2 separate regions of the Homo sapiens genome follow, and region 1 is linked to region 2. A link is a loop called in an ENCODE intact Hi-C map of the cell type or tissue named here. Cell type or tissue: MCF 10A. All regions are shown on one strand. Each heading gives the region's core, and the rest is flanking DNA. Links, peaks and the distances in the headings are about the cores only. Region 1 has its middle 76 kb from the start of CYRIA. Region 2 has its middle 20 kb from the start of CYRIA.

What was found. Hi-C counts contacts between places; a loop is a spot of excess contacts. Peaks named below come from ENCODE experiments on the same cell type or tissue, not always from the same donor. Only the 100,000 strongest peaks of a DNase experiment are listed, where the experiment ranks them.
Region 1: it touches region 2 in a loop (2.5-fold over the local background); 2 of 110 quality-filtered maps call a loop at or near these places.

What each region holds. Positions count from the first base shown.
Region 1 is chr2:16,736,112-16,747,698 of GRCh38, forward strand. No RefSeq gene overlaps it. Among named protein-coding and RNA genes, the nearest start is that of CYRIA, 76 kb to the left of the region's middle. In MCF 10A, for the core only: no CTCF peak of the experiment used is centred there; DNase peaks (open chromatin) are centred at 2,920 and 4,250.
Region 2 is chr2:16,679,871-16,691,457 of GRCh38, forward strand. No RefSeq gene overlaps it. Among named protein-coding and RNA genes, the nearest start is that of CYRIA, 20 kb to the left of the region's middle. In MCF 10A, for the core only: no CTCF peak of the experiment used is centred there; no DNase peak of the experiment used is centred there.

The DNA.
Region 1 (11,587 bases), core at 1,201-9,200, 56 kb after region 2:
GTTGAACACCTGCGTGTGTTGTAAGATGCAACCCAAGTGGCTCCAATGAATGTTTGCTTGATTATTCTCTCTGGCCATTACTCACTCCCTCCTTGGATCACAGCTGTGGCAAGGCATGGTTCTCTCTATTAGAGCCCCTTCACTGGGGCCCCCACTGTGAGAACGACTGAGACCCTATGGAAGAGCAGGTCCTTGAGGGCACAGACTCTGTTTAAGTGTATCCTCAGGATCCAGGCCACTACCAGCACGTGGGATCCAGGATAACCTTGAATCAATAAATGAGTTACTCCTGAGCTCATTTCACTTCAACAGGATGGACTCATCACTCCTGGTTTTAAGCAAAGCGCCTCACATCTAAAAAACACCAATGAAGCGGGGTTTTTGAACTTTAAACTGTATTTCAATGTTTTTCACAAAACTGTGTATGCTTTAATATCTCATTTTCCCAGCATTATCTCACTTCTTCAGAGGTTGTATAAATCTCATATTACAGGGGCCAAAGTCGTCAGCACAGTGTGGGTTTTTTTTTTCTTTGCGTGTGAAAGAGTTTCAGGCACACAATTCATGTCAATACATTCTACTCCAGAGTCTTTTCTAATAGAATAAAATGAGACCATGCATGTGTTTAATTAGAGTTCAGTTTTCCGGCTTGATTTGTCTGCCTTACACAGAGGAGGGCATTTAGGAATGAGCTGAATGCTTGTGATTCACATGGTGAATCTGGGTGATGTATGTCCAGGGCCCTCAGAGGAAGTAGAGATGATGGAATACACTCTAGGCCTCTCAAGATCAAGGCCCTTCTGTTTGCTAAGGATGGAAGAAGAGTGAAAAGCCTTGAAAATTCTTAATTATGTGCCTGAGTCTGCACACAGGCAGGTGCCCAGAGGCTCAGTGCTCTTCTCTGGTTAGCTATGTCCTCTGGCCCCTGAGCAGAAATATACAGGCTGGGATCAATGGAACAGGCTAGAAGAGGCCACTCAGAATAACTGCTACTATTTACTGAGTAAGCCAGGCACCGTGCGGGGACTCTACGGACGCAATCTTATTCAATACTCACAGTTCATCCATTCAAGAAATACTCACTAAACAGCTTCCAGTCACCATTGTGGGCAATGAGATCCAGAGATTGTTAAAATACTTAAAACACAAAGCCCTAGTTTCCCACAGAGTCTACTTTATGTTTTGGAAGGTACACAGACAATAATGAAGCACGTAAACAACAAACAGATAACTGTTGAGTGTTGATAAATACGACAAAGAAAGTAAACAGGGCAAGAAGATAGAGTGAGATAATGGAGTGTATGCTATTTTATATAAAATGATAAAGAGAGGCCTCACTGATCCGATGACATTTTGGCCAAGACGCTACTGAGATAAGACAGTGAGCTACACAGATAAATGGAGGAACCTTGTGTTCAGCAGGGGTGACAGCAACTGCCAAGGTCTTGAGGCAGGACTGCAAGGAGTATGTTTGAAAATAGTAATCATCCTGCAAAGTAATTGCTATTATCCTCATTTTACAGATAAAAAATCGGAGGCACTGTACAGCAAAGCAACTCATCTAAGGTCACAGGACTGGTGAATGTACAGCTGTAATTTCAGCCTGAGTCTCTCTGACTCCAAAGCCTTTGTTCTTTCCTTCACATTGCCATGTTCAAAGGCAGTGCTGGTGGTATGAAAAGAGAGAGTGGAATGCCCCCTGAATTTATCATCCCACCTCACTCTTCCAGGGAAGTTTCCTGGATCCTTCCTCCATCTATACATCAAGCAGTTTATCTTGACTGAGCAACCACTATGTGCCCACTTGTGTTGGGCACCAAGGGAAAGCCAGTGTTCATGACCACCTGATGATCTCACACAGGAGAGAGCTCACAGAGGGGTCAAAGTCCACCTGGAGTAGGTCAGAGAATGAGAGCTGGACTGGGAATGCTTGTTGGGGGAGATAGAATATGAGCTGGGTATGAAAGAATGAGGAGTAGATAAGCTTCTGGCTTGGTGACTACTCGGCTTCCCCATCACCCCCACCTGTAGTAGGTAGTATTATTTGTTGACCCATATTTCTTTCTCTACTTCTATTGCCAAGTCCTCCCTGTGGGTAGAATGTTGTCTGTTTCATTGACTTTGGCTTTGGCCATATGATGTGCATGGGTTAATGCAATGTGGGTGAGAGTGACAGTTACTGCTTTGATCTGAAACTTGGAGAGTCATGGCAAAGCTCTGCTGGTCTTTTACTCTTCACTTTACCACAAGAATAAAGCATCCCAGGTAGTTGCTGGTCCAGAATGAGTAGATATACGGGGTGGAACTAAATCCAGCCCATTTTCTAAAGTCAAGCTCAGCCAACCCAGCAGGTGCCAATAGTATCACTGTTGGCCTGTCCACCTGTAAATGTGACATAAACATTTGTTTTAATAAGCCAGTGAGATTTTTGTGATTGTGTATTACCTGGCACTCTTACAGCAGTATTTAAATAATAAATAATACACCTTTGCTTTCAGTCATAGGTAAACTCAGGTAAGCACCTTAACTGTTCTGGCGGATGGGGCACATTATGAAAACAAGCCAGAAAATGTATTAGTCACTCAGGTTCATGAACTCTGCAGCTCAAGATTCTGTCTCTGACTTTATAGATATCCCAATAATTGTGTTTTTGTTCCCACCCTCCTCACCCTTATCATCTAGCCTACAGATTGTCCATAGCACAGAGTATGAAAAATTCTTTAAAAGTTGGTTCCTGTATTAGTCCACTTTGCATCACTGTAAAGGAATACCTGAGATGGGGCAATTTACAAAGCAAAGGGGTTTGTTTGTCTCATGGTTCTGTAGGCTGTACAAGAAGCATAGCAGCAGCATCTGCTTGTGGTGAGGCCTCAGGATACCTTTACTCATGGCAGAAGGCAAGGGAAGCTGGTACGTCACACAGTGGGAAAGGAATCAAGAGAAGAGGGGAGGGAGGTGCCAGACTCTTTAACAACCGGATCTTGCACAAACTAATGAAGTGAAGACTTACTCATTACTTGGGGAGGACACTAAGTCATTCACGAGGGATCCACTCCCCTGACCCAAACATCTCCCACCAGATCCCACCTCCAACACTGGGGTCACATTTCAACGTGAGATTCAGAGGGAACAAATATTCAAACTCTATCAGCTCCTGTGTCCCAATAATTTCTAGTTATTTACAGTAGAGAATATTAACTTTGCTCCATGAAATCTTGGAGCACTAGAGGGACTACTGAAGGGCCAGCCATGGTAAGAGAAGGACAACAAGACCAGGGATTCCAGACTCCCATCTGGGCTGCAACTCAAAAATTTCTACTTTTATTTGTTGTATACAATCAGATTCCTTATAAAACTTTGTCTGAAGCTGAAATCCACTACTGAAGAATGTTTGGAATCACTAGTGTACATGGAAAGCCCCACTTCCACACCCTGATATCTCAGGGCTTCCATAACCTTTCCCCACTTTTTAGTCTAATGGTCCCGTTTCTCCCTTGGCTCTAGTCCCCTTTCCCAATAGTCTGTGCACTCCAGTTACTGTTCCCATGCATGCTCAGATTTCTTTTGCCTCCCTTCTCTCTGTTTGCAAAGCCCTTCCCACTTCTATCTGCCAAAGCCACCATTTGTCTCCCAGGACCTAGCATCAGAGACAGAGAAAGTTCCCCAGAGAATGTTTAGTCCAACCCCTCTACTTTGTAATGTTGTAATGTTGATTTGTAAATTCCAACATCTATTGAGTATTTATTAAAGACAGGCACTGATAAGCATTTTACGTAAATCAGTTCAGTGAATCCTTCAATACTTTGAACTGTGTACTATTATTCTTTCCATTTTATGCAGGAAGAAACTGAAGCCCAGAGAGGTTAAGTAACTTGCTCAAGGTCACACAGCAGTTTAGTACATAGTCAGTGTCTGAATTTACACAGGCTCCAGAGTCTGCATTTTAACCCTTTCAAAATATTGCCTTCCTCATTTTATAGATGAAGAAACTGTGCCATTCAGTTGAAAGAGATTTGCTTAAGGTTACACAGCTGGTTTATGACCAATCAGGTCAGTGCCCAGGCCTCTCGGTGCCAGTCTGGGCTTCATTCAACCTTGGTTGTGCCCACGCTGGAGGTGCCCAGCTGGTGACACAGCCAGGAGGAATCCTTGCAGTGGTGCCTCCTGCCAACTGGCCATACCTGTGTGCAGTCCACGCTGGGCATGTTCTCATTTGCTTGCAGAGCTGGAAGGGACCTTGGAGCATGTCCAGGTCATTGACTTTTACCTGACTACCCATTAAACTTACCTGGGAAAGTTTTAAAAATACTGCTAAGCTGCACTCTCAGGGTGTCTGATTTAATGGTACAGGGGGTGTGCCAGGACATTGGTATTTTGGACACACTCCCAGGTGGTTCTGAAGTGCAGCCAAGGTTGAGATACTCTGTTGTAATCCAACATACTGCTGTGCCACCCCATTTCATAGAACAAGAAATGACCTGTGTCAGTCCCCAAGTAGTCAGAAGCAAAGCCTAGCCTAGAGGAGACTCCCTGATGATATTAAACCCCATACTCGATTCTACTAAACAGGAGTTCCCCGCTGATCATATCAGGCATCTACACCTTCCTGTGGCACATGAGCCCAGAGCAAAGCAAATAAAATCCCATCTGGTTGGAGAAAAATAAAATGAAGACTACTGGGCACCGTCACCATAAGCATGGGTTGCTATCACAAAGTATTATAGACCAGGGAGCTTATAAACAGCAAATTTATTTCTCACAGTTCTGGAGGCTGGAAGTCTGAGATCCAGGTGCCAGCATGGTTGGGTTCTGGTGAGGACCCTCTTCTGGTTGCAGAGAGCTGACTTCTCACCACATTCTCACATGGTGAAAAGAGAGTGACTTTGCTGTCTGGCCTATTCTTATAAAGGCACTAACCCCACTCACGAGAGCACCACTCTCATCACCTAATCACCTCCCAAAGGCCCCCCCTGCTAACAAGATCACATCAATCCCGATGCCACGCTGTTAGGAGGTGGGGCCTTTGGGAGGCGATTGGGATTAACTAAATGTTTGTGGGGAACACAAACATTCAGTCTGTTGCAGCCACAGGACCTGGGATGTCATTGAGGCGATTTGTGATGGCACAACCCAATGGTTGGGGATCAGGAAATGTAAGCTTCGAAGGCTTATTCCATTGTCCTTTGTATGAAATTCAGTAACTCCTGTATTAATTTCAGTAACCCTGGACTGTCATGGGTCTGCCCCCTTTCGTGGGGTATGGGCTGAGATCTGGCCACCACCTTCCTACCTTCCACACCGTTAACCCCAGTACTTCATATGGAACACACCCTAAATTTGATTTTTTTAAAAAAATAGTCATAACCAAACACCTCATATTTTATCTTTTTTTCTGAAAAAGAATTTTAAAATCTGACATGCCACTTAAAAAAAAAAAGAAATCGCATGAGTATAGGCATGCCAGTTTAACTGGGGGTTAAAAAATCCTCACTTTCACAGCCTCTTGCTATGTAGTTGTCCCTGGTTACTGTTCTGCCTCTGTCTCCACAGAGACCACTCTGGGCCAGTAACCATGGCGATAGGAGAAGACGTGAGCAGATGGGAGCACTATGTGCAGAACTTAAACATCCTTGTGTTGGGGGGAGGTAAGTGGGGAATGAGGGAAGGAGAGGAAAGAAACCTAAGAGAGACAGAAAGAAGTTACAAAATCCTTAACCTAGGAATAGATTGCAATGTTGGGGACAAACCACAAGGCATGTTTTTTTATTTTTCTTTTTTGCTGCTGAGCCAAGCTCTTCTTTTTGATTTCAATAATGATTTATCCCTAGGGAAATGGAGACAAAAGCTTTCAACATACAGAGCTGGAGGCATTTTTTAACCATAAATGTATTGCATTAATATATGTTTAACGCATTATTCAACTTGGGAAAGCAAGAGTCTGAAACCCTGTCAATTTAGGTACAATGTAATTGTGGCATATTGGGAAGACCATAGCCTGTGCAGGAGGAATGACATTGGGACACAGACCCTGCCTCAACCAGTCTCCTCCTGGGAGCCACAGGCCAGGCCCTGCTTCCAGAGACTTGGCTTATAAGATTCTCTGAAAGGGAGCCAACAGATAGTTGGCTTTGAAATTATGCAAAAAGAAAATCTTAAAGGATGCTAAACTGAGATTTTCTGTATTAGTTTTTGCTGAGGTTCCGAAGAATGACACCAAAAAACTAGGTGGCAAGCAACCATGCATGGCATATGAAGAAATTGCAAATTCAGTTTTTCAGTTCTTAGCCTAAAAGTAATAGGGAAGTGGCCAGGGGCAATTTCTTTGCAGAGATATTTGGCTGAATATCACTCCCAGCTCATGGGAGAGAGAAAGGGGCCATTTTCCCACCACTTACCTAAAACCAAGGAAGGAATTATCAAGAAACCCACTAGGAGCTTGATCCATGACCCTCTGGAATTTGAGGGAACCATACGAACTTGCACCTGACTCAGAATAGAGATCATGGCTGATACTGCAGCCTGTAGGGTGGGTGGATGGGGCAGGGGCTGAGGGAGAGGCTGGGAGGAGAAAGAACATAGAGAGGAGGGGAAAAGCTGTAAATTCCACAAAGAGTCCATGAGCTTTTGTTTTAGACTTAAATAAGCTTTTATTTGGTTTATTTATTGAAGAACACTGGAAAAGTTGAAGCTAGCCTGAGACTTTATGCAGGGTGGTGATAGGAGGAGAAATGCACAGATGCTGAAAGCTGCGTCTCCTAGTCTTAAAGAGAAATGATGAGAAAGGATGAAGTGGCTTTCTGTTTGTACCGTACAGGTGCCAGCCCATTCAATAAACTGGTTACAGGGTGTTAGGGAATGAATTGTGTCCTGTCAAAATTTAGATATTAAAGTTCTAACCCCCAGTGCCTCAGAGTATGACTGTGTTTGGAGATACAGTATTTAAATAGACAATTAAGGTAAAATGAGGCCATGTGGGTGAGTCTTAATTCAGTATGATTTGTATCCTTATAAGAAAAGAGAATTAGGGGCTGGGCACGGTGGCTCACACCTGTAATCCCAGCACTTTAGGAGGCTGAGGCAGGCAGATCACAAGGTCAGGAGATCAAGACCATCCTAGCCAACATGATGAACCCACATCTCTACTAAAAATGAAAAAAAAAATAATAACTGGGTGTGGTGACACATGCCTGTAGTCCCAGCTACTCAAGAGACTGAGGCAGGAGAATCGCTTGAACCCAGGAGGCAGAGATTGCAGTGAGCCAAGATTGCGCCACTGCATTCCAGCCTGGAGACAGAGTGAGACTCTGTCTCAATAAAACAAAACAAACAAACAAACAAAACAAGGGGGTTAGGACACTGACACACACAGAGGGAAGACTATGTAGCTTTGGTCCTCAGTGCCTCAATGGACTTCACAAAACCTGCTCAGAGACAAGACTGGACTGGAAGATACTGTGAAGTCCAGGAGGACCAAAACTGTGAAGATACCAAAAGATGACCATCTATAAGCCAAGAAGAAAGACCTCAGGAGAAATCAATCCTGCTGACACCTTGGTCTTGGACTTGTAGCCTTCAGAATTGTAATAAAATTTCTGTTAAGTCACCCAGTCTGCAGTACTTTGTCATGGCAGCCCTAGCAAACTAATATATGGCTATGACTATTTTGGGACTCTAGCTGCCTGTATCTTTGGCCTGAAGAGAGGTGGAGTCTCTCCAAGGATCTCTGCAAAATAACATTTCTAGGGTCTTTTAAGAGACTTGAGGTTTTGCTGCTTCTCTATATCCTCCACAACTCACTCCTTGTCATCCATTCTTGAGTGAAAGCCATTTACAGTCATCACTCATTTATCTGCATTGAGGCTATTGGATCCTGGTTGCTCTGGTACTTTGGGTTCAGATACATAGAAATTTATGCCATTTCCCCTGGATCTCAGGACTGGAAGTCAATGCCCAGGCAGGTCATGGTGGCAGGTGAAGTAGGGGGCTGCCTGTGGTGTGGTAGTTTAGGACAGATGGACAAGCCTACAGCCACCAAGTCACCAACTCAAACCAAACTGAACCTAAAACAAAGTCCTTACCCACTTGCTCGCTGATTCTGATAATGCTTTCCCTGGAGTTTCTTCACTCCTTTCCACAATGTCCAGAGCTAGAAGGAGCCACAGAGCCTACTCCATCCATCACAATGACACCTGATACACAATCTCCATTCATTCATCTACTCACTTACCTAACAAATGCAAATAAACCAATAAAACAGGGATGAGATATGCAAACAAACAGAATTTGTATTTTTCCATGAGTTCTTCCAAACAATTTCTTTCTAGGCCCAAAGAGTGCTTCTAAGGGGAAAGAAGTTTCCAGAAAAAATAATCTGCATTTCCAAGTGGCTGACGAGGAGGCTTGGTCTGGTTGATTTCAAGGGTGTCTCACAAGCTTGTTCTGCTCAGAGACCAGGCTGAACTGGAGCCAGTACTGTGAAGTCCAGTGAGGACCAAAGCCACAGCCACACATGCAGCAGAAGAGCAAAATTCTGTCCTCTACTGGTGCCTCCAGCCATGATGCCAGGATGCAAAGGCATCCAGCTTTCCAGGATCCCTTCAGGGTTGCAGTCATGAGCAGGCACATTGCCTAAGCACCTGGTATTGCTAGGACCTATGCCAGGAAGATTTTCTTGTTGCCCTTAATTCAATGCAAGAGCCCTGGAAGGTTGGTAGCAGTATCCCTCACCATATAAATGAGGAACATGGTATCCAGAGAGGGTAAAGAATTTATTCAAAGCCACCTCATTAGTTTTAAATAGCACAAGCCAAGCCAATGTACCCTACTGTTTTGAGGCCAAGAACAGTGCCCGTTCTTTAACCCAACACTGAGGGATCCTGGAGCTGTGGATGATTTAGGAATCGCTCGCTCACAAATTTTAGTGACAGGTTCATATGCTGAGAAAAGAAAAAGTATAACAAACCTCTAAACACCTGTGCCTCTTCACATGCCTGGCTGGGCTCCACGGGCATGACTCTCACTGGGTTGGCACATCTAATGGCACTTTTGTCATTTGGTGCACTGTGGGCTCCTCAGGATGACTTCTTGCCACCTCTGGTTGCCTGACTAGAACACAAATCTTCAGCTGTCTAAATTGACCCCAAGAAGATAGACCTTGCTCAAGCTCAGCCAGAGAGAGGGGTTGGAAAGTTGGCAGGTGGAGTTGGAGCCACAGTTTTCTTTCTGTGGCCTGAGACATCTGTGACTCCCTCCAGAGGACCTGCCTCCAGGCATTAGGTGGGTGTTGGCTGGTGGGGATGTTGGGGGTGTGGAGTGTTAGGCTCGGCAGTCGTTCCTAGGAATGAAATATCATGGGCAGCAGTCCTGGAACCAATCCATTGATTCATTTTCCTGCTCGCCAGGATGACAGCCCCCTCTGAGCATGGTCCCTCAAGAGCAGACCGACGTCTTCACAGCACAGAGGTGCAGTCCTCTTCTGCTACCAGGCCTGGCTGGGGAAAATTCAGCTAGACGCCTGGCACCATGCAAACCACAGGCTCTTCTTATGCAAGCTCAGAGCCTCTGAGTCACCTGTCCTCTCTCAAATGTCTCTGCTATTTCGTGGTTCTCTTACCAGAATAAGACACCTTCTCAACACCTCACTGCTTCCTCTCCTACTGAACCATGACTCTCTCCCCTCTGTATTTGCTGACCTGTGGGAAACAATTTCCCAGACCCATTGGATTCTTTATGGAATATTCTATCTCCTGAAGTGGTCAAGCCTGATTATCCCTGAAGACACAACTTCCAGCTGCTTCTTTTGTGGCATCTGCTGACTCTCCCTGAACCCACCTGTGTCAGATTAGGGGTGGGTTGCATCTGTGGTAGATGCTGGTGGTGTCTTCCTTAGATCCGTTTTCCACACTGGGTGACAATCCCAAAGTGCTGTAAGTGTGGGCCAGCAACTACTCACAGCTGGCCCTTTTTCTCCAGAACTTCCCTTGACCACACAGGGCCAGCTTGTGGCAGTGACTGACAGAGGGCTGACGTGGGGCTGCAAAAGGCTTGTCCCTGCCTCAGAGCCAACTGTGCCCATTTCATAGCACAATTTGGGCTCCGGAACTGAAGTTTGGGTCCAGGCAAAGCCCCATCCTGCTTGATTCACTACCCTGAGAGCACTCCCTCAATAATCACTTTCCTAGGAGTCCTGGTCTCAGGCTGTGCTTCTAGGGAAACCAACTAAGACAGCATCCTCCTTGCCCCTCAGGGTCACAGTTAGTCTCACTTGGATATTGCCATCAATTGGAGCTTCTGTCCTTCAAGTTCTCAATTCGAACACACAACTCTTAGCCCATAGCCTTCTGCATTTCACACATCTCATTTCTTCCTTCACCCCTCATCGTTGGGTGCAGCAAAACTGTGCCTTGACCCTGCTACCCTTATGAAACCCATTCTGCCATCCTTCCCTCCCTCCTGCCCTGCCCCTCCCCTCCCTCCCTCCCTTTCTTCCTTCCTTCCTTCCTTCTTTTTTTCTTTCCTTCCCTTTTCCCTCCCTCCCTCCCTCCGTCCCGTCTTCCCTCCCCACCTCCCTCCCTCCTTCTTTCCTTCTTTCTTCCTTTTTCAACCTGGGCTTTAGGGTCCATCCATTCAAGCATCTCTGTCATGTCCTTAAGTTTTTCTCTTGCTAATTTTTTTGTTGCATTTTCCTCAGCCTGAACTCTGCATTGATGCAACTGTCTCTGAGATTCACTAGGACCTCTGGAGAAATTCATACCACTATGCGGATTGCTGCCTGAGAACATTCATGGTCTCAACTTGAAGCTGTCGAGCAATCTTTCTGTTTCTGGAGTCAACTTTCTTACCCATAGTAGCTATTTAAAACCTTCCTGACAATTCTCAAAGTTCCCACCCACCACTTCCCACTCCTTCCCTGCAGATAACCTTATCTTCTACTTACAGAGAAAATAAGTAGCAGCAGATATCATCTTTCTCTACTTCCTGCCTTCATACCTATGAGCTTCTGATATCCATTCCGATCCTTTGAAAATTCCCTCCCTACAGCCAAAAAAAAAAAAAAAACAAACAAACAAAAACAAAAACAAAAACAATAAAAACCTTTTTCTCCCTGTGCTGTCAGTCTAAAACCTCTGCCTAAGATTCCATTCCATCTCTCTTGCACTTTCTCGAAGCCTCGCCCATTGATCCTGCTCCCTTTGGCTTGCCTTTGAATCTTTCCTTTTCCTGGAGCATCCCCTTTAGCTCAAGTCAATTCCATTCTTTATCTACTCTGAGTACAGCCCCATCTCTCTTTCTCCTATGTCTATGCCATCTGGGTTTCACCCACAACTAACCTGAAACTGCGTTCACTAGGCCCCAAACATCTCAATGAAGCTAAACCCTGCAGCCACTGCTCAGGACCTGCTGGCTGCACTGTGGCTTTCATCACTGCATGCAATCCCTTCGTCCTTGACCCCTCTCTTCTTTTGCGTTACTCCCCAGATTAGTCTCAAGACACTTTGGCCCTTTCTTTTGAGGCTTTTTTTTTAGGAACTCATTTTTTGTACCTAAATTTTGTGTCCCTGATCTTCTTCACTTTGTCCCAAGATGT
Region 2 (11,587 bases), core at 1,139-9,138:
AGTGTGTGCTTTGTGAAGTTCTCTGTCCATCCCTACAGGAAAACAGGATGTCTCCTCTTTGAGCTGTGGCTACAATTATTGTCCCAAATGTTCATGTCTTTAGAATTGATGTCCTCTTTTTCTCAATCTAGGTCAGTGCTTGGGCTTAATGACTTTAGCTAGAATATGCGATTGAAGTTAAAGACAGCTAAAGCTGTAAAAGACTGTTTTTCTGTCTCAAAATTTATAAACTTGAAAAAAGTTATCACTCTACTTTGACAACTTCAGGCTTTTAAGGATTTGGATTCCTTAGTCCACATTTAAAAAATTCGTTTAAGAAAATTATTCATATCCTGAGGTTACTAAGTGATGAAAATAACACTATATGAGTTCATTAGTCTCTAATATGATTTTTCCTCTCGTTTTATTACCCAATAAAGGAAGTTTTTTCAAATGATGTATTTGGGAGGCAGAAGAGAAGGAGTTATGATTGGTTTCTTCATGGCTATTATCAACCATAAGAGAAAAATTCAGCTAGTTTGCAATTTTCAAAGAAGTAGAGAGATTACTTTGTTAATGTCTATTCAGTTCATTTTCTATTTGAGGAATTGAAAATTTGAGTGTGGTTGCAGAGAAATGACTGAAGAAAGCTTAAATTGCAATATAGTGGCATTGCTTCATCTGCAGAGTTTCTTTGAAGTTGCTTGTAGTGAACGTGGGAATGTGAGTAGGAACAGTAGCCTTGCTTCCTGCAGTTGCACACTTATCCTAAATGAAGGCTTTTGGTAAAAATCACTATTATCATCAAAAAAGCATTTATGGTCTGTACATAGTTCTTTACAAAGGCTTAAAAAAGGCTCAATTAGAGATTATGCATGAATTTGTTGATGTTATTTAAGATAGACAAGAGTGATCATGTTAATCAGAGGACATACAGACACCTGAATAGGCAAGTAATTCACGAAAGAATTGTTGTATTAAAATTCTATAGGCCAAGGGGACATATTTGGGAAAAAAATCAGCACTGGAATGGGAGTCAGGAGACCTGGGTTTCAGTCCTGCTTTGATAGCACTCAGCCGAAGGAACTTGGGACTCAGCAACCTCCATGGGCTTCACTTTCCTCATACGACGTTAGACACAATTAGGAAGTCAGAAGGCAGTCGCTGAAGAAAAATTCCAGTGTGGTTTCTTTACATATGGGCAATAAAACAAACATGAGTCCCTGCCTTCCAGAAGCTCTGTTTGAGAAAAACAAGCCCATGGAAATGGTAGAAAGACTTCTGGTCAACTTTGCTAAACTGCTGCAGAATTAAGCAGAAGTTGAAGACAGGTTATCAGATATGGCTTCCAAAGGGAGGTACAGAAAAATGTATCTAGAAAGAAAGGCTGAATATGAACCGTAGAAAAAGTAATCCAGGTTGGATGATGGCATGTATAAAAGCCTGGGAGGCACTGACCCTGAGGAAGAGAAGTTTCCAGAAACCCATGAGAGTAGTTGTGCAAAGTCCCCTGTGGCCCCAGAGGACAGCAATAAGACTAGAGGTGGACACTACGGGGGGCCAGAGCCCAGCTAGACCCAAGGGAGACTGCACATGGCGTGCTCTTTGACTGGAAGGCAGTGTAGCTTTTTAAACCCTGAACTTGCCCTGACATGTCTTTGTAGCTTTCTGGCCCTGTTTTATTCTTTTTTTTTTTTTTTTTAATTATTATTATACTTCAAGTTTTAGGGTACATGTGCACCATGTGCAGGTTTGTTACATATGTATACGTGTGCCATATTGGTGTGCTGCACCCATTAACTAGTCATTTAGCATTAGGTATATCTCCTAATGCAATCTCTCCCCCCTCCCCCCACCCCACAACAGCCCCCAGTGTGTGATGTTCCCCTTCCTGTGTCCATGTGTTCTCGTTATTCATTTCCCACCTATGACTGAGAACATGTGGTGTTTGATTTTTTGTCCTTGCGATAGTTTGCTGAGAATGATGGTTTCCAGCTTCATCCATGTCCCTACAAAGAACATGAACTCATCATTTTTTATGGCTGCATAGTATTCCATGGTGTATATGTGCCACATTTTCTTAATCCAGTCTATCATTGTTGGACATTTGGGTTGGTTCCAAGTCTTTGCTATTGTGAGTAGTACTGCAATAAACATACGTGTGCATGTGTCTTTATAGCAGCATGATTTATAATCCTTTGGGTATATACCCAGTAATGGGATGGCTGGGTCAAATGGTATTTCTAGTTCTAGATCCCTGAGGAATCACCACACTGACTTCCACAATGATTGAACTTGTTTACAGTCCCACAAACAGTGTGAAAGTGTTCCTATTTCTCCACATCCTCTCCAGCACCTGTTGTTTCCTGACTTTTTAATGATCGCTATTCTAACTGGTGTGAGATGGTATCTCATTGTGGTTTTGATTTGCATTTCTTTGATGGACTGGCCCTGTTTCATTCTTGCACCATGATAGATTTGTATTCCGAGAACTTTACAAGGCCCTTTTTGGTTTTCTCTGATTTTGAGGAAAACTTTCTGTTAGAGCTACACAAATTGCTACACAATAGAGCTACAAAATAGAGCTACACAAATTTTGTTAGTGCCACACACTAACTACACAAATAGTGTGGCAGGGTGTCTGCTGTCACTGGACACACTCAAGCAGGGTTTCTTGGCAGCCTTGCAATGCTGTAGAAGGAGATAATTTCTACGCTGGGTCAGCTCCTTTCATGTCAAGGTTCTGTGGTTTTTTTAGTAAGCGGCAGAAAGAGTGGGCAGGTTGAGGAGGGCTGGCACAGAAAGGATCATCTTGAATGCAGGTCTGGAAATACACTGTTGGCAGCAGCACAAGGATCCAAGAAGTCAAAGGTATTGGGGAGAAAGCTGCAGCTGCCTGAGCTAGTAAGGATGAGGGAAGGCGGATCCTGGTGAGTCTAGGGTGGAAGAGCAGAGCCAACTGGCTGAGAACTCACTTATACAGGGAAAAGGAGAGGATGACGGGGCCATTCTGGGAATGGGAGGAGAGATTCATGTGGGCGAACACAACACAAGGAAGATGAACACTTCTGTCTTTGCCAAGTTCACTGGGCGGCTGGATGGAACTTCTGGTTTATGATTCAATTTCACACATCTTTGCAGAAGCTGTAAAAGCTGTTCAGGGCATCACTGTGAGAGCAAAGACAAAACCCGCCCAGTCCTGACACACAGTGCTCAGTCTTAGAAGGGGAGATGGCCCATATACTCCGAGCCAGAACACAAGGCAGTCGGGGACCAGGCCCCAAGATCCCAAAGCAGTCACCCAGTCCAAGCCCGTACAGAAGGGAAAAGCAGGATATTTTGATGCGGCCAACTTGGTACAGTCCTTAGACCTGGAAGCCCCAAATTCAGCACCTTGATTCTGATGCCAACCCTCAAAGTTTCCCTACAGGCTCAGTTTGTTCTGCCACTACTTGGTAAGGAAAACAACTTAAATTTTAATGGTTTTCAAAATAGCTGTTGAAGCAACCAATTAATATTCTCCAAAATCTCAAGAATTGCTTTGTAATCCTCATGACAAAATACTACAGACCAGTAAAGAAATGAACATAGTTCTATGGGGGCACAGAAGAGAGACAGGATTGGGAGTGGAAGGGTTTAAGCAGAGTGAGCATGCACAGTATTAGCTCATGTAGACTTGTTTTGATAATAATTCAGAAGAAGTGTCATGGAAACAGAGCACTGAGCTAAGAGTCTGCAGTACCACCAGCAGCATCCGTGCTATTGCTGGTTGATCCTGATATGTGAATATAAATATATCCCACTCCACTGGGCACACTCATTGGCACAGGGGACTTCTGAAGAAACCCCCTTCTCCCTGATTCTCCTAGCACAGGGCCAGGCACTCAGCAGAAAACAACCAATGGGGGTTTCTTGAGTCATTTTAATAATGAAACTGGCTTTATTACGAGATTTCTTCTCCCCTTCACAGGCACCTGTTGCTGAGATCCCAGCCCATGCTGGCCTGAAGCTTGATACCTGGAAAGAGAGAAAGCTGAGAAGCAAACAAGACCAGAGGCCACTGCTAGGATTCGCAAAAATGGCCCAGCCAGGCTGCTTCCTCAACTCCTAGCAGTGCCTCTTCCACACAAAGGCCATTTTTGTGTCACTTGTAGAGAGCCCCTTCTCTTTGTATCTGCTCCCTAGTTCTTATCTGATCCCATGCCTTTGGCAGACGGGTGATCCAGTTTCTCTTCATCTCCACTTTCAGCTCTTATTCTTTGTGTCCACTGAGGCTCAGCCCTGGATACCCAGAGTCCATGAACTTAGAACAAAGAGAGGAAGAAAACGAGCTTCAGAGAAGCATTGAGACAGGTGGGAGCAGGAGGAGGCCCCTGCCACAAGCATGAGAACAATTTTCTAATTAGGAAGCTGTAGCTCATTTTCAGAGAGACTCTGAATTTGGAAGAAATGATCCTTGGAAAGGGATTGGGTAGATTAAAGGAATAAATGAAAAATAATATTTGAAGGTAGGTCAGGATAGATCATAGAGTCAGTTAGATATCAGGTTAAATCAATTCTTGGGATTGTATTCCAGTTTTCTTCTCTTCCTATTCATCTTTCTCCTCACTACAATGGATTGGAAGGCTACGCAGAGGAAGGCAAAAAGCCAACTCTCACAACAACTTGGATTTGCAGAGAAAATGGTAGTTGTTTTTAAAAATTTGTGTATAATCAAATGGCCTTCTCAAAAATCTCTCTATGCTGGTTAGCCAGAATGCAATAAAACATTCACTCACACACCAAACACACACACACACACACGCACACACACTCACATCAAATAAAACAAAAACTACTAAAATCTCAATTATTTCAGTCTGGTATAGAGTTTAGTCTCATATTAAAACTGAAGAACTCTCTCAAGGCATTATTCAGGCTCAGAATTGATACAAAGTGTTTCATTGGCTGCACACAGTGGCGCATGCCTGTAGTCCCAGCTACTCGGGATGCTGGGGTGGGAGGATTGCTTGAGTCCAGGAAGCTGAGCCTGCAGTGAGCCGTGTTCGTGCCACTGCACTCCCACCTGGGCAACAGAGCGAAATGCTGTCTCAAAAAAAATTGTTTCATTATTTAGGGGGCCCCTTCCCCCACAACCCCACTCCTTTGCCTAAGATAGAGTCTGAGTATATGGGAAGGGAAGTTAAAATGGCCTCCTGGCCTTGGAAAGGCAGAGGACCCTGTGATTCTTTGGATCCTCAGAATTGCACCAGGTTGCACATTTTGTTGTTTACATGGCTACCTGGCTGCAGGGAACTCTGGTGATCATCATGTTGCAGCTATTACTGATGGACTGTCCACATACCTTTGGCTTCAGCAATTCTCCCTAGGGGGAAAAAGTCACTCATCTCTGCAGATTTAGCCTCCCTCAGCTCTCACAGGTAGCAGACCCATGCATCTCCGCCTTCCTCTGTCAAGGCCCCATCCCGTTGCCCCTCTCACCAAGTTCTTTCTAAGATTTATTTTTTTCTATAATAAGTGCTGGAATCTGAAGCCATTTCCCCAGAATGGAGAACAGCCTGGAAAAGTTGCAATGGGTTGAACATTTCTTCTCCCTGTGTGTCAGAGGCTCCTTATTTCTGACTGCAGTAAATCTTAGGGGTAGAGAAGAATGTTTTCCTCTGCACTTTGGGAAAGATCTAAGAATATAGCTATCCAAATTTGGTTCTAAATATGCCAGTGTGAAAAAAAAAATGCACTCAGTAAATTTCTCTGAAAACAATAGTCTGGCTTGGGGATTATTGTCTTGCTACATAATTCCCTTCCTTCCTTCCTTCCTTCCTTCCTTCCTTCCTTCCTTCCTTCCTGCCTTTTCTTTCTTTCTTTCTTTCTTTCTTTCTTTCTTTCTTTCTTTCTTTCTTTCTTTCTTTCTTTCTTCTTTCTTTCTTTTCTTCTTTCTTTCTGTATGTCAAAACCCTGTTCTTCAACCTGGCCACACAAACACACACACCACACAAATCTCTGGAGCATATTAAAGATCTAGTGCTTGGAGAGGCCAAAGAAAAAGCACATTAGTAACATCCAAAATCTGACTTTTTCCAATTCCTTGTGCCTGGCACCATATTAAACTGGTCTCGAGTCTCATCGCATCCCTGTAATATGCAAGAAAGACGTTATGTCCATCTTGCTGGGCTGAAAGGGCTAGGGTAACACCAGAAGCACAGAGACAGTGGAGTTCAGTCATTCAGCCCATGTGCACAGACAGTCAGAGGACAAGCCTGGGGGACAAGAGGCCAGGGCGGAGCCTGCGGCAATAACTGAGGCCCCTCAGAACCCTCAGAGAGGTTCAGGCAGTCCTAGGTCTGGGAGAGGAGATGTTGCTGGGGTTGGGGGTGGGAAGGAAACTTAACCGAGGCGCAAGTACTGAACCTTCATGATTGGTGTCTCTCAGAGGACAGGGAGAAAAGAACGGAAGTAGGAGAGGGAAAGGAGGTGCTAAAGATGAACCCAAAGCCTTGAGTCTGTGTGACTGAGGGATTGTAGAAGGGATGGTTGAAGAGGGAACAGGTTGGGGAAGCAGATGAGTTTTGTTTCTGCATGAGTTCTGTTTAGGATGCAGGGAAAAAACATCATAGATCTTTGAGGAGACTACATACAAACAAGTGAGACTTTAACAACAATGCAACAAAGAGGTAGCATTCAGTGATGGTACAATAGGACACAAAGCAGTGTATCATTAATAATTAGGCAAGTGTTATTCACAAATGGGCAGTCATAAGAAGGGTGATAGGAACAATACTCATAGCAGCTTTTGGCATTTCTGCAGCACAAGCTGGTTTCTCTTTCTGGAATTCTTCCTCTCTTGGTCTTTACTACTTTATGACAATTCAGATTTGGAACTCATCTGTCCTTAGAATCTCTCCTATCTCCTCCTCCGATTCCCCTGGGCTATGTGAAGGATGTCTGCCCTGTGAAGTCAGCCCCCTGCTTGCCTCAACCTCTCTCATCATAAATTCCATGGGTTGGTCTCCAGTGTTAGACCACGAACTCTGAGAATAACAGTGCTGGCATTCCTCAGACTCCTAATTCCTGGGATATCATGGATGTACAGTAAATGATGCATCTGAAGCACATGAATAAATGAGTACAGTATATAGGAGTTTCCACATCCCTAGCACAAAATTCCTTATGTGCACTTCTCACTTTTGAGAAGTGGGCTTTTAACATTCCCATTTAACCAATGCAGGGAACTAGAGAGGCCTCAGTCAATGCACACGGCCTCCAGAGGCTTCATATGTAATGATATGCTTATTTTGAAAAGATGATACATTTTTGATGCAAAGTTACAGTACTTTTAAAATAACTCTTCTGTTATTTAAAATGGGATGTTTCCATTTTTAATAATATTCTAGGTGAAGGAATCCAGATCAAGAGAACAGCAAAGGGACAGTTGAGCTTGCCCCCCTTACTCAGGCACCCAGACACAGCCAGTAGCCACTCACTGCCTGGCTCTCCTGGTCACTGCCCCTGGCAGTCCAGACATCACACTCATTGAGAGAGCTTCATGGTCCAGACCAGCCACCAGCCTGCCAAGGAGGGGCAAAGTACCATGTGCACAGTGCACAGCCGATAACAAGCAAAGTACTTATGAACATAAGAGGAGGAGACTGTTTAAGTCACCTTGAAATGCATTGAGAGCACTGCTTTAGCTTGAGTTCAGTATCACATAAGACAATGGATGGTATTTGATGCTTGCAGGCTATTTAGGAGGTGAAATGTATCACAGAGCAATATGTAATGCATATTTTCTTCCCATTCAATTGCTCATTTACTCAATAATCCATCATTGGTTACAGAATTAATTTATTTATTCACTTATTTATTTATTTAATAATATTCTTTAAACAACTACTTTATTTGTCGGACTATTTATTAATACTAAATTCTAGAGATACAGAGTAGACCTCCGTCCTCACTGAGACCCTGCCTCAGGGACTTAGGAAGAGCCTCCTAAAAGTGGAACTTAAGCTACTTTGGGGATGAATGATTGCCTGTCACCAGGCAAATAGACAAGTAGAAGAAAGATATTAGAGGAAAAGGGTGTAGGAATCCTGAGGCAGAAAGGAATGGCAGTGTATAAGGTGTCCCAGGACATTCATAGAAGGAAATAGTTCTGGAAAGGTGGGTAGAGGCAAGATCGCAGCAGGCATTGTATGGCAGATACAACTAGTTTGGATAAAATTGGGTGATGTGCTGCCTCACGTCACGGGGAAGTGAAAATGACCACAGTCAAGTGTTTCTTAACTGGGGTGCTATTGGCATTTAGGGCAAGACAGTTTTTCATTGTGTGAACTGACCCATGAATTGTAGGAACAGTACACTTCAATGGTTGAGCACCCCTCAGTTACTGTGACAACTAAAAAAAGACATGCGTATATTTTCAAATGTCTTCTCCTCCTACTTCAGAAGGGAATGGAGTATGGTCTTAGAATAAGAGGCAAATGTCTAGATGGAGGAGCTGGCTCCTTGAGGAGAAAGTAAAGGAGATGGATGGATGTAATATTTAGCTTTAGGGCCACTGGTGGGCCTGGGGGCGATTCCCGTAGGCTTCCATATTGGTGTTTAAGAGGCAGTGGGAGTCAGCTGTGAAGTTCAATCTAAGCAGGACTAGATGGAGATCTTAAGTGAAGGAGCTGGTAGGATCCAGGCAGGGTCAGGTCCCCGTCTAGGAGTCTAGGGCTCAGAAAAGAGCTGTCCCAACCTTTGAACTGGAGTGTTAGGTATGAATGAACTAATGCTCAGAGTTTGGGAAAAGAGACAAGTTTTGTTTTAAACCCCAGCCCGACTGTGACTATGTGGCTCAGAGCAAGTCACTTCATCTTATGAGCTATGATTTCCTAATTTTAAACAAGAGAAGTAATATCCACCTAAGAAGGATATGTCTTTGACCTAGTTTGAATCAATATAAGGAAATTGATCACTTTCTCCAACTTAAAAGGGCCTGGCCAGGCGCAGTGGCTCACGCCTGTAATCCCAGCAATTTGGGAGGCCGAGGTGGACAGAGCACGAGGTCAGGAGATTGAGACCATCCTGGATAACACGGTGAAACCCCATCTCTACTAAAAATACAAAAAATTAGCCGGGCACAGTGGCAGGTGCCTGTAGTCCCAGCTACTCGGGAGGCTGAGGCAGGAGAATGGCATGAACCCTAGAGGCGAAGCTTGCAGTGAGCCGAGATAGTGCCACTGCATTCCAGCCTGGGTGACAGAGCAAGACTCTGTTTCAAAAAAAAAGAAAGGGTTTGCAAGGGCCTTGACTGTATGACATTAGTTACAAAATGTGCAATTTTCTCTTCTGAGATCTTCCATTTATTATACTGTCACCATTTACTTAGCTTTCCTACCCAAATATTTCCCATCCTCAAAGCCCAAGAGTAAGAAGCAGGGATTTATTTCCCACTTGAAAAAGGTTTCCACTGCTGCACAACAATTATCACAAGTTTAACAGCTTACAGCAGCACCTATTTATTATCTCGCAGTTCTATGGATTAGAAGTCTGGGTAGGCATGACTGGGTTCTCTTCTTAGGACCTTACAGTAGAGGCAAAATTAAAGTGTTGACTGGTTGGGTTCTTATCAGGAGGCTCTGGGAAAAATCCACTTCCAACGACTTTCAGGTTTTTGACAAAATCCAGTTTCTTGGAGTTATAGGTCTAAGGTAGCAATTTTTTCCCTCACTGTTGGCCTGGATTGCCTTCAGCTCCTCTAGGCTCTCATATCCCTTATTCCGTATTCTCTGAATATGGCCTCCTCCGTTTCAAAGCAGTAATGATATATTGAGTCTTCTATGTTTCCAGTGTTTCTAAGTTCCCCTTCTGCTTGAGAGAAAGCACACTGCTGTCAAGAATTCATGAGACTGGGCCAGGCCCAGTTAGATAATTTCCACATCTTAAGGTCAACTGTACCATATAATGTAACAAAATCATGGCAGGAATGCCTCAACATACTCACAGGTTCTGGGAATTAGTATGGGATATCTATGAAGGGCCATTCTGCCTACCACACCTTCTAAGTCTCAGCTTCCTACCCAGCAACCTGCCCTCTCCATAGGTAACTAACAGCAGGAATACCTATTTTTTGAGGACAGATTACAGCTTACTCTTCAGAAGAAAGTAAGTGGTTTGAGATAGAGTTCTCAAACCTAAAGACCCAAAAAGTGCTACTTGGGATTAATTTTAATTGTTAAATAAACCAACATTTACATCTAGATATGTGCTAATAAAAGTGCAGAATAAAATAGAGAAATTCTTCTAAGTTTGCAGAAAAAGAAAAGAAGAAATTAGTAAAGATTAGATTATCACCTAAATTCTTTTTGGCAATGTTGGATGCTAAGAATAATGGAGGAAGTTTTTTCAGAGGTATGAGATAAAATCATTTTGAAAGAAGAGTTCTAGAATTGACACACAAACTACCACTCAGATGAGAGGAAAATATAAAGATGTTCTTGGTAATGCAAGGGCTCTTAAACTCACAACTCAGAGAATCTTCCAAAAGACTTGTTTGAGCATAGATTGTATCAAAATAAATAATAAATTCAAGACAGGGAAGATATATGCTTTGTTTTGTTTTTTTAAATAGCCTTGCAAAAAACTTAAAACAAAACCGTAACAAAGAAAGCCACATCACCAAACCCCAGCAACCGATAGAGCTTATAGTTGAAATAATTATTTTTGCATAATTAAAAAATATTTTAACATCAATCTGTACCTTAATATACAAGGAGGCTAGGGTTAGAGAGATGGGGGAAATGAAATTTTCGTAAAGCTTTTATCTTGTTGAAATAAAAGATATAGATACTGGCTGGCTCTAGAGATTCATATGTGATCCAATGATTTAAGAGTTTTCACCAGCAAAATTTATATAGGATGTATAAACATGAAAATACTAGAGGAATAACATGAACAAAGAAAACTCAATTACTTAAAACAAAAACAGGACAGAGAAATAGAAATAAACGCTGAAAAAGCCCATCAAGTCGAAAATATCAGTGCAAAAATAAGTCCAAAGGAAATAATGAAAATGAATATGAAGGAAAGAGATCCTCAGGTTGGGTAATGGCTCTGTACTGTTTACAAGTGGCACACCTAAAACAGAATGAAACGTAAAAGGCAAAATGTATGTTTCATTCTGTTTTAGGTGTACCATTTGTAAGTAACGTAAATTGACTCTTTCATTTGTCCCAGGTACACTGTTATAGTACAAACCCCAAAATAGCAATATTAATTTTAGGCAAGAGTGAATTTAAAGTGAGGATTTCTAAGTAAGACAATGGAGAGATAAAATATTGATAAATAATATAATCCTTAAAAATCATGGAATCCATATGAATCATAGATTTTTAGATCTCTAACAATGTTAATCCAAAATTTGTAAAGAAAAAACTAACAAAGTAAAAGGGAAACAGACAAATCCACATTCATGTAGCTCATTTTAATGCACAGTTTTCTGAAATCAGCAGATTAAGTAAACAATAACAAAGGCTTGAGAGCCGAGCTTCCCAGCCCTTCCCACAGCGATGCGCCGCAGATGGGTCGCTGAAGTGCTGAGATCTTGATCCACGTGGCCATGGAG